Linked DNA regions of Homo sapiens: region 2 is linked to region 1. Evidence: chromatin loops called from intact Hi-C (ENCODE). Cell type or tissue: Caco-2. All regions are shown on one strand. Each heading gives the region's core, and the rest is flanking DNA. Links, peaks and the distances in the headings are about the cores only.

Region 1 (4,298 bases), core at 38-4,037:
GCCTCTAGATGTTCACAGTTAAGGGAACAAATTAATAATGTTTACTAAACAGACCCAGACTTGGGAGTGTCCAGATATCAAGATATCTGGAGAACAAAGGCATTCCTAATTTTGCTTTAAAGATAATATTGATGCTTGCAAAATACAGTAATTAAGAAAATGAATCCTTTATCACAAACTCTTTTGCAGAGCACATCTCCCCATCTACACAAGCGTTGTACCTAGGATGGGGGCTTTACTCCTCTTACTTTCGGGAACGTCCCACTCTGTCTATGGAGTAGCTGCACTCTGACCACTTGACTTTCTTAATAAACTTGCTTTTGCTTTGCACTGCAGACTCGCCCTGAATTATTTCTTGCGTGAGATCCAAGAACCCTCTCTTGGGGTTTAGATGGGGACCTCTTTCCTGTAACAGGACCATCTCTAAGGTTTGATGTATGTTCTGAACCCAGCTTCCCCTCCTCAGACTTATGTTTGTCCTTGAGGATCTCATCTTTGCAACAGACCCTCCAAAGCCTTGGAGAGAAACTCAGCGCTTCCTCACGGTATCTCCGCGCACCCACTCACCCCTACCACGTCAGAACACCCACTGAGTGACGGAATTAATCAATGAGGGAGCAGGGACTCAGGGTGGTTTTCCTTTCAGTACTTGAAGAATTCTCCCTTCTCCAAACGAAGCTGCTTTGCACCCTACGCTCAAGCAATGTGACCCATGCACACTTGCCTGCAACAGCACCAAGAACTGCGATTACCTGAGACTCTATCCCATCTACCCTCACTCCCCCACTGCAGGGGAAACCCCAGGTCCTCCGAGTCCCAGCGCAGTCTCCACCCACCCCACAGTCATTCCGTCCAGACCACGGCCCTTCTGCCCTGGCCCCCTCCCACCCTCCAGGGGCAGTTAAGCCCCCAGACACCTCTGTGTTGTAAGGGTCGCGGAGCCCCCCTTCCTGGCAAAGTGCTGCGCGGTCACAGCTGGGGCCAGGGGAGCGGGGGCCAGGAGAGCGGAGGCGGCGGGGCGCTCCTGGAGGATCTGGGCTACTTGGGCGCTGGGGAGGTGCCGCTAGCGGGGCCGCCAGGTCGCGCGGGGAGGGAGGGCTGGGAGGCCACGGGGGTCGTCCGCGAAGAGGGAGCCACAGGCACGGGGCGCATCGCCGCGGCCCCCAGGGCCCAGGAGCGAGAGGTAGGGGAGCCTAGAGCCAGAGGGCGGCGGCGAGAGCTGGAGCCGCCTTCAAAGGACGCCCTCGCCCTCCCGCAGGCGCCGGCGCCCGGCCCAGTCCGAGCCATCAGAGGGCTGTCTGCCGAGCTGAGCCCGGGGAGGACTGGGCTGCCCAGCTGATCACAGGCTTTCTACCGGGTTGCGGGTTCTCCGGCCCCGGCACCCTCCCGCGCCGGGGCCGCCCACCCACAAGCCCTGCCCGGAAGGCGTGTGCGGCCAGGAAGGCGGGGCCTGGTGTCCTCAGGGCTCTGGCGCCAAGTTCAGAGCCGCGCGCTGGGCGCTTGGCGGTGGCGGCCGCGTCTGCACCTCCTCCCTGCGCGCCGCCTGACAGCCTGGGAGAGAAGCGCCCTCAGGTCGGCCAAGACCAAGACCGAGAGCAAGCGGGCGCGGGCAGCGGGGCCCATCTCATTTCCACTGCCTTTCCCCACAGTAGCGCTCTTGAGTCCTGACTTTGGCTGTTGGGTCCTTCCCTTCCCTCTGTCGCCAGCTTCCTCCCGCATTCTCCCAGGTCCTCTCTGAGTCCCATTCCTGTTCCTGTCCCCTGCCTTTCTGCCTCTTGTCTCCTTGTCCCGTCCCGTTTCTTTCTCCTCTCATCTCTCCCTTTTTTGTGTGTGTCTGCTTTATTGGCTATTTCTCTGTCTTGTCTCTTTTCCCTCTCTCACTGTCTTTTTCTCTCTCCCTATCCTCCGCTCATTTTTTGCAAGCAAGAATTCTCCCTTTGATTTATTTTTCTCCTAGAGAGACATGTTGGGCCGCGGTTCTCTTCATCCACCCATCCCTCCGTTCATGACATATTGCTCCATTATCTTCTTGGGCTGGCTGCTAGGGTAAGAACCATGCATCAGACCCAGATCCTTTCTCCAATAGATTATATCCAAAGATCTGGACATGTAACCTGTTCAGTGCCTTTTCTGGGGGAAAATACATAGATGATCAAATTATGAATCTCTGACTTTTCAGAGTTACCTGAAAGAAAACATCTGGTTTTAGAATCACAGCTTGATTGCATTCTTTCCTTGACCTTTTGCCTTTTACTAATAGGCACAGACATTGCAGGAGTAAGCTAAGCCTCGCAGAAGCATTTAAGGGACACTCACACCTTCTGTGCAATGCCAGGTGCAGGGGAGGGAGGGGGCAGGATACAGAGCTGGGTTGTGGGAAGACAGTGGGAGGCCAGGGCTTTGAACCTGAAACATTTGAGGAAGCCTGGAAATAAGAAAATAACAGTAAATTTCTAAAATATGTAGTTGCCCATGCCACTGATGTACGGAAATGAAGTTGCCTAATTACTCCTGAGAGTGACATGAGACATTTTATAACAATAATTCTAGGCCAGGCGCGGTGGCTCACGCTTGTAATCCTCGGCTTTGGGAGGCCGAGGCGGGCGGATCACGAGGTCAGGAGATAGATACCATCCTCGCTAACACTGTGAAACCCCGTCTCTACTAAAAACACACAAAAAAATTAGCTGGGCATGGTGGCGGGCGCCTGTAGTCCCAGCTACTCAGGAAGCTGAAGGAGGAGAATGGCGTGAACCCAGGAGGCGGAGCTTGCAGTGAGCGGAGATCGCGCCATTGCACTCCAGCTTGGGCTACAGAGCGAGCTGGACCCTCATAGGGATGGATGCAATCCCATCACCCACTCAGATGCCTGAGACTGTGCAGAAGCAGGGCCAGTGAAAGCAGAGGGCAGATCCAGCAGTGCTTCAAGGGGCCCTGCTATGCGGATTTAGAGTCGGCCATGGACATGGCTGAAGATGGCCAGGACATAGAACAGGGAGCAACAGCAGTACTCATTGCCCGTTGGCAAACAACGCCATATTGCTATACTTTCTGATAATCATGCTTAAGCAATTGGGGAATTCAGACTACCTGGGATCAAACTATGGCCCCACCCTTAGCAGTCATGTGACCTTGGGGAGGTTACTTACCTTCTCCGTCTCAACAACTTCTGCAAAATCTGTAACATGAGATTGTTTCTGAGGGTTAAATGAGCATAGCACAGTGGGGACACTGTCAGGCACACACTACTTGCCAGATGTCGAGTATTCATCTTTATTGAAATAGGACTGTGGTAAGCCACTTTATGGCTCTCGATTTTGTATGAGAAAATCATGCTTAGTGCCTTGTTAGTAAAAGAAAGAAAACCTGAAAGTCCCTGCCACGGAAGGAAGAAATAGCGGGGAGAAAAGGGAGTTGGTAAGTTTCAGCATTTCAGAGCTTGGAGGGGCAAGTTAGGTTTCTATTTTATGGAGAAGGAGGTGGAGGCAGGATGGGTCCTAAGGTGTCATTCAAAACACACAGCCATAACTCTTTATTGAGAGTAGAGCTAGGGCCCCAGGGATTGCTGTGGTCAAGTTGCGGACAAAAATGACCACTCGTTGGAAGACAGGAGAGGAGTGTTTAGTTACAAAAGCAGTCAACAATTCAGGTGTATCTATATTCAGTCAGCAAATAAAAGTTGTTCAACTTGGTTGCTAATGGGACCCACTCTACTGAGGCTTTGTATAGAACTCATAGAGGAAGCTGGCTTCGAGGAATGAACTACCCTTTGCTTTTCTTAGGACTAAAATCTCAGGAAGCTGGTGATGAATGAAAACCTTAGTCCCACTGGCACTGCACGAGGGGCCAGGAGAGCAGCAGCATCATAAGCCACAGGGTGGGGCAGCCAAGGCAGGGGCATTCTGAGCTGTTGGGGAGGGGTGGCAGGCAGGGTGGGGCACTGTGAGGTGTCGGGGAGGGCATTGTGAAGTGTGGGGTGGAGCATTGTGTGCCACATGCCTGGGCTCCCACCTGGGGCCAGTGGGCTTCAGTCTGTAGGTGACTACAGAAGGAGGAGGAGCTCCGTCTGTTCTCTCTTCAGGCAGTTGTTGTGTCTCTCAGCGCTTGTTGGGTTCACAACCTATTAAATAAGCCGGCTGGTCTTCACCCTCCCAGACAAGTCAACTCAGGGGAGGCAGCAGGGTGCGGGCCTTGGCCCGCAGCCCTAGCCGGGGCCGGGGCCAGGGCTGGTGCCCGGGGCCTCGCTGTGAGGTAGGCAGGCGAGGAGCGGGAAGACCATCTCTGCAAGTGCAGCATAG
Region 2 (4,507 bases), core at 201-4,200, 57 kb after region 1:
AAGTGAGGTACAGAAACAACTGGATTGGTTGCAGCTGGGCCTTTGCCTTATTTGAACATTGTTGGAACTGTTAGCTACATTTATATATATATAATCTATTTATATATTATTAAATATATTTACATTTTTATATATTATATATTATTAAATATATTTATTTTTATATATATTATATATTAAATATATTTATATTTAGATATATTATATATTAAATATATTTATATTTAGATATATTATATATTAAATATATTTATATTTAGATATATTATATATTAAATATATTTATATTTAGATATATTATATATTAAATATATTTATATTTATATATATTATATATTATTAAATATATTTATATTTAGATATATTATATATTATTAAATATATTTATATTTAGATATATTATACATTATATATTTACATATATATTTATATCTTTTTATATATAATTTTAAATTTATAAATATTTATATATAATATATATAATATATTTATAACTTTAAATTTATAAATATTTATTTATATATAATATATAATATATTTATAAATGTTAAATTTATAAATATTAAATTTATTTATATTTATTTATATATAATATATATTTATTTATATATTATGTATATTTATATATATGGAAAACACATTTTAACTAGCTTCTTCACTCTCTCTTTTATCACTTTTTTACTTAGATTTAGAACAATGTGAATAGTTCATGAGCTCAAATGTTCTCCCAAGTTCAGTTAATAACACCAGCTTGAGGTTGCTGTACACACTTAAGGAAATGTGCTAATATTTAATAAAACTAATATTAATAATTACCTCATAGACCCTCCACTCTTTCTCTTTTTCATAATAAGCAAATCTCCTCTTTTTATAAGGCTCACATTGGAGGGTTTATGCCATATTTATTTTAATACACCGACTTTGTGAAGATATCCTGAGTTCTAGAATTTTTTACATCAACATTTTTCAGATTGATTTGTCATGAATGTTATTCCCTGTCCATCTTTTTTTCATCTGTAACTGTTTATTAGGACTTGTTATGTACCAGACATTTTGCTAGCAACTTTATAAGCAGTATCCCATGTAATCCTCAAAATACTCTATGAGGAATTTTTGTTATTTATTCTCCTTTACAGGCAAGGGAATCTAAATCTCAGGGAAGTTCATTACCTGTTCCAGTGTTACAGAGGAGAAAGGTGATGGAACTGGGATGTTAGTTGCATCCAGGCAATCCTACATCAGCTCTCACTTTTAATCTCTTCCCAACTTTGTCTCTCTCTATTTCTTTTCAGCTGTTAATGATTTCATATGTATGATTGATTTTGCCTGACTGAGCCAAACTATATTAGCATGTTATTAGATTAGAATAACTTAATCTCTTTACTTGGAGAAAAAAAAAACAAATCAATTAAACAACTGCACTGATGAGACAGAGGAACTGTTTTAGGCATAATGTAGTCTAGAAGTTTTTTGAGTGTGATCAACAGACCAACAGCATCCACATCATACACAAATGTATTAGAAATGCAAATTCCTGGGTACCATTCCAGCATGAATGAATCAGAAACTAAGGAAACAGCAATCTGTCTTTTAACACATCTTTTAAGTGAATTTTAAATTCTAAAATATATTAACCACTGCCATAACAAAGGGGTCAGCAAATTAATGAACATGAGTCAAGCTTAGGCACCTCCTATTTGTTTGCTTTTTAAAATTTCAATATGATATACATACATCATTTAAAAATTTTTAAGTGTATAATTCTATGGTAGTAATTACATGCAAAATGTATAAACATCAGAACTATCTATTTCTAAAATTAGCTCATCACTCCAAACAAAAACTATACTCATAAAACAGTAACACCTTTTAACTCTCCCCTCACATCCTAGTAATCACTAACATATTTTCTATCTCTATGACTTTTCCCATTCTAGATATTTCATATGTTTGGGATCATACAATATTTGTCCTTTTGAGTCTGGCTTATTTCACTTAGAAAATGTTTTTAAGGTTCATTATGCTGTAGTGTGTATCAAAACATCATTCTTTTTTATGGCTGAATAATAATCCTTTGTATTTATGTACAACATTTTTGTTCATCTATTCATTGCTTAAAGATTCATCTGTTAGGGTTTTTCTACCTTTTGACTATTGTAAAAAATGCTGCAAAAAAAAACACTGGTGTACAAGTATCTGTTTGAGTCACGCTTGAATTATTTTGGGTATATACCTAGAAGTGGAATTATTCTATGTTTAGCTTTTTGATTAACCTCCAAATTGATTTCCACAGTAAGCGCACAATTTGATATTCCCACCACCAATGTAAGTGTCTTTAACTTTATCCACATCTTGGCTAACCCTTTTTCCTCCCCCTATTCTCTCTCTCTATTTATGTATTTATTTATTTTTATTACTGTCATCATAATAGTTGTGAAGAAGGCCAGGTGTGCTGGCTCATACCTGTAATACCAGTACTTTGGAAGGCTGAGGCAGGCTGATCACCTGAGGTCAGAAGTTCGAGACCAGCCTGGCCAACACAATGAAACCCTGTCTCTACTAAAAATCTGAAAAACAACAACAACAACAACAACAACAACAACAACAACAAAATTAGCCGGGCGTTGTGGCATAAGACTGTAGTCCCAGCTGCTCGGGGGGCTGAGGCAGGACAATTGCTTGTTGAAACAGGTGTCCTTTCCTCACTTTGTTTTTGTTTACTTTGTTGAAGATCGGTTGGCTGTAAGTATTTGGATTTATTTCTGGGTTCTCTATTCTGTTCCATTGGTTTATGCTCCTATTTTTATACCAGAGCTTTTGCACTGCAAAAGGAACAGTCAGCAGAGTAAATAGACAACCCGAAGAACGGGAAAAAATATTCACACTCTGTACATCTGAGAAAGGACTAATATCCAGAATCTACAATGAACTCAAACAAATCAACAAGAAAAAACAAACAATCCCATCAAAAAGTGGACTAAGGACATGAATAGACAATTCTCAAAAGAAGATACACAAATGGCTGACAAACATATGAAAAAATGCTCAACATCACTAATGATCAAGGATGGGTACACCAGAATCTCATAAATCACCACTAAAGAACTTACTCATGTAACCAAACACCACCTGTTCCCCAAAAAACTATGGAAATTAAAAAAATAGGTTCTTTGTCTTCTGTTATTGAGTTTTAAAGATTCTTTATATATTTTGGATATTAAATCTTTATGAGATATATGATTTGCAAATATTTTTTCCATTCTGTAAGCTATCTCTCACTTTCTTCATAATAATGTCCTTTGATGAACCGATGTTTTCAACTTTGATAAAGTTCAACTTATCTAGTTTTTTGTTGCTGTGGTATTTTTGGTGTCATATTTAAAAATCCATTGCCAAACCCCAGTTCATATTTATCCCTAAGAGTATCATGGTTTTGGCTCTCATATTTGAGTCATCGATTCATTTTGAATAAATTTTTGTATATAGTATGAGTAAATTTTTTACACATGGTGTGAGTTAATTTTTGTATATGGGATGAAGCCTAACCTTAATTTGCCTTTGGAAATTCAGTTGTCCTAACATCATTTGTTGAAGATTTTTCTTTGCCCATTGAATAGACTTGGCAGGCTTGTTGAAAATAAATATTTCATATTTATATTATGGAAATATAAATATTTCCATAAATATATGGTTTATGTCTGGATTCAATTCTATTCCATGTATCTATATACCTATCCTATGCCAATTCCATGCTGTTTTAATTACTGTAGGTTTTTGATAAGTTTTGAAATGGTAGAGTTTGAGTCCTCCAACTTTGTCTTTGTTTTTTAGGATTTCCATGTACAATTCTAGGAATTTGAGAATTGGTATTTCAGTACCAATTCAGTACTGTTTCAGTAAAATGACTGTTGGAATTTTACTAAATATTGTATTGAATCTTTAGACAGCTTTGGTAGTTCTGCTATTTTAGCACTATTAATTTGTCTTCAAATCCATCAACACAGGGTTGCTTTCAATTTGTTTAGAACTTCTTTAATTTCTTTCAGTGATGCTTTGCTCTTTTCAGTGTACAAGTGTTCACATTTTTCATTAAATTTATTCTTAGGTGTTTTGTTCTTTTAGATACTATCATAAATGGAATTTGTTTCCTAATTTTGTTTTTGGATTATTTATTTCTAGCATATAGAGACATGAATGAATCTTGTGTGTTGACCTTGTAATATGCACTTTTGCTGAATTTTTTATTAGCTCTAGTAGCTTTCTGATGGATTTTCTTCAGATTTTTTTTATATATAGAATTATGTAATCTGAAAGGAGAAATAATTTATTCCTTTCCAGTTTGGATACCTCTTATTTGTCTTTCTTGCTGATTGCTCTGCTAGAAGTTGCAATGTTCACTAGTGATTAAAGCAGACATCCTTGTCTTGTTCCTGATTTTAAAGAAAAGTGTTCAGTCTTTCACCACTGAATAGGTTGTTAGCTGGGGGTATTTTTAAAATGTCCTTTA

What was found. Hi-C counts contacts between places; a loop is a spot of excess contacts. Peaks named below come from ENCODE experiments on the same cell type or tissue, not always from the same donor. Only the 100,000 strongest peaks of a DNase experiment are listed, where the experiment ranks them.
Region 2: a loop joins it to region 1, with 4 times the contacts of the local background. A loop is called at or near these places in 1 of 110 quality-filtered maps.

Annotation. Positions count from the first base shown.
Region 1 is chr10:46,105,244-46,109,541 of GRCh38, forward strand. It overlaps the pseudogene AGAP7P. Among named protein-coding and RNA genes, the nearest start is that of MSMB, 61 kb to the left of the region's middle. In Caco-2, for the core only: no CTCF peak of the experiment used is centred there; a DNase peak (open chromatin) is centred at 1,588; H3K4me3 peaks cover 1,450 bases; H3K27me3 peaks cover 377 bases.
Region 2 is chr10:46,162,509-46,167,015 of GRCh38, forward strand. No RefSeq gene overlaps it. Among named protein-coding and RNA genes, the nearest start is that of MSMB, 120 kb to the left of the region's middle. In Caco-2, for the core only: no CTCF peak of the experiment used is centred there; no DNase peak of the experiment used is centred there.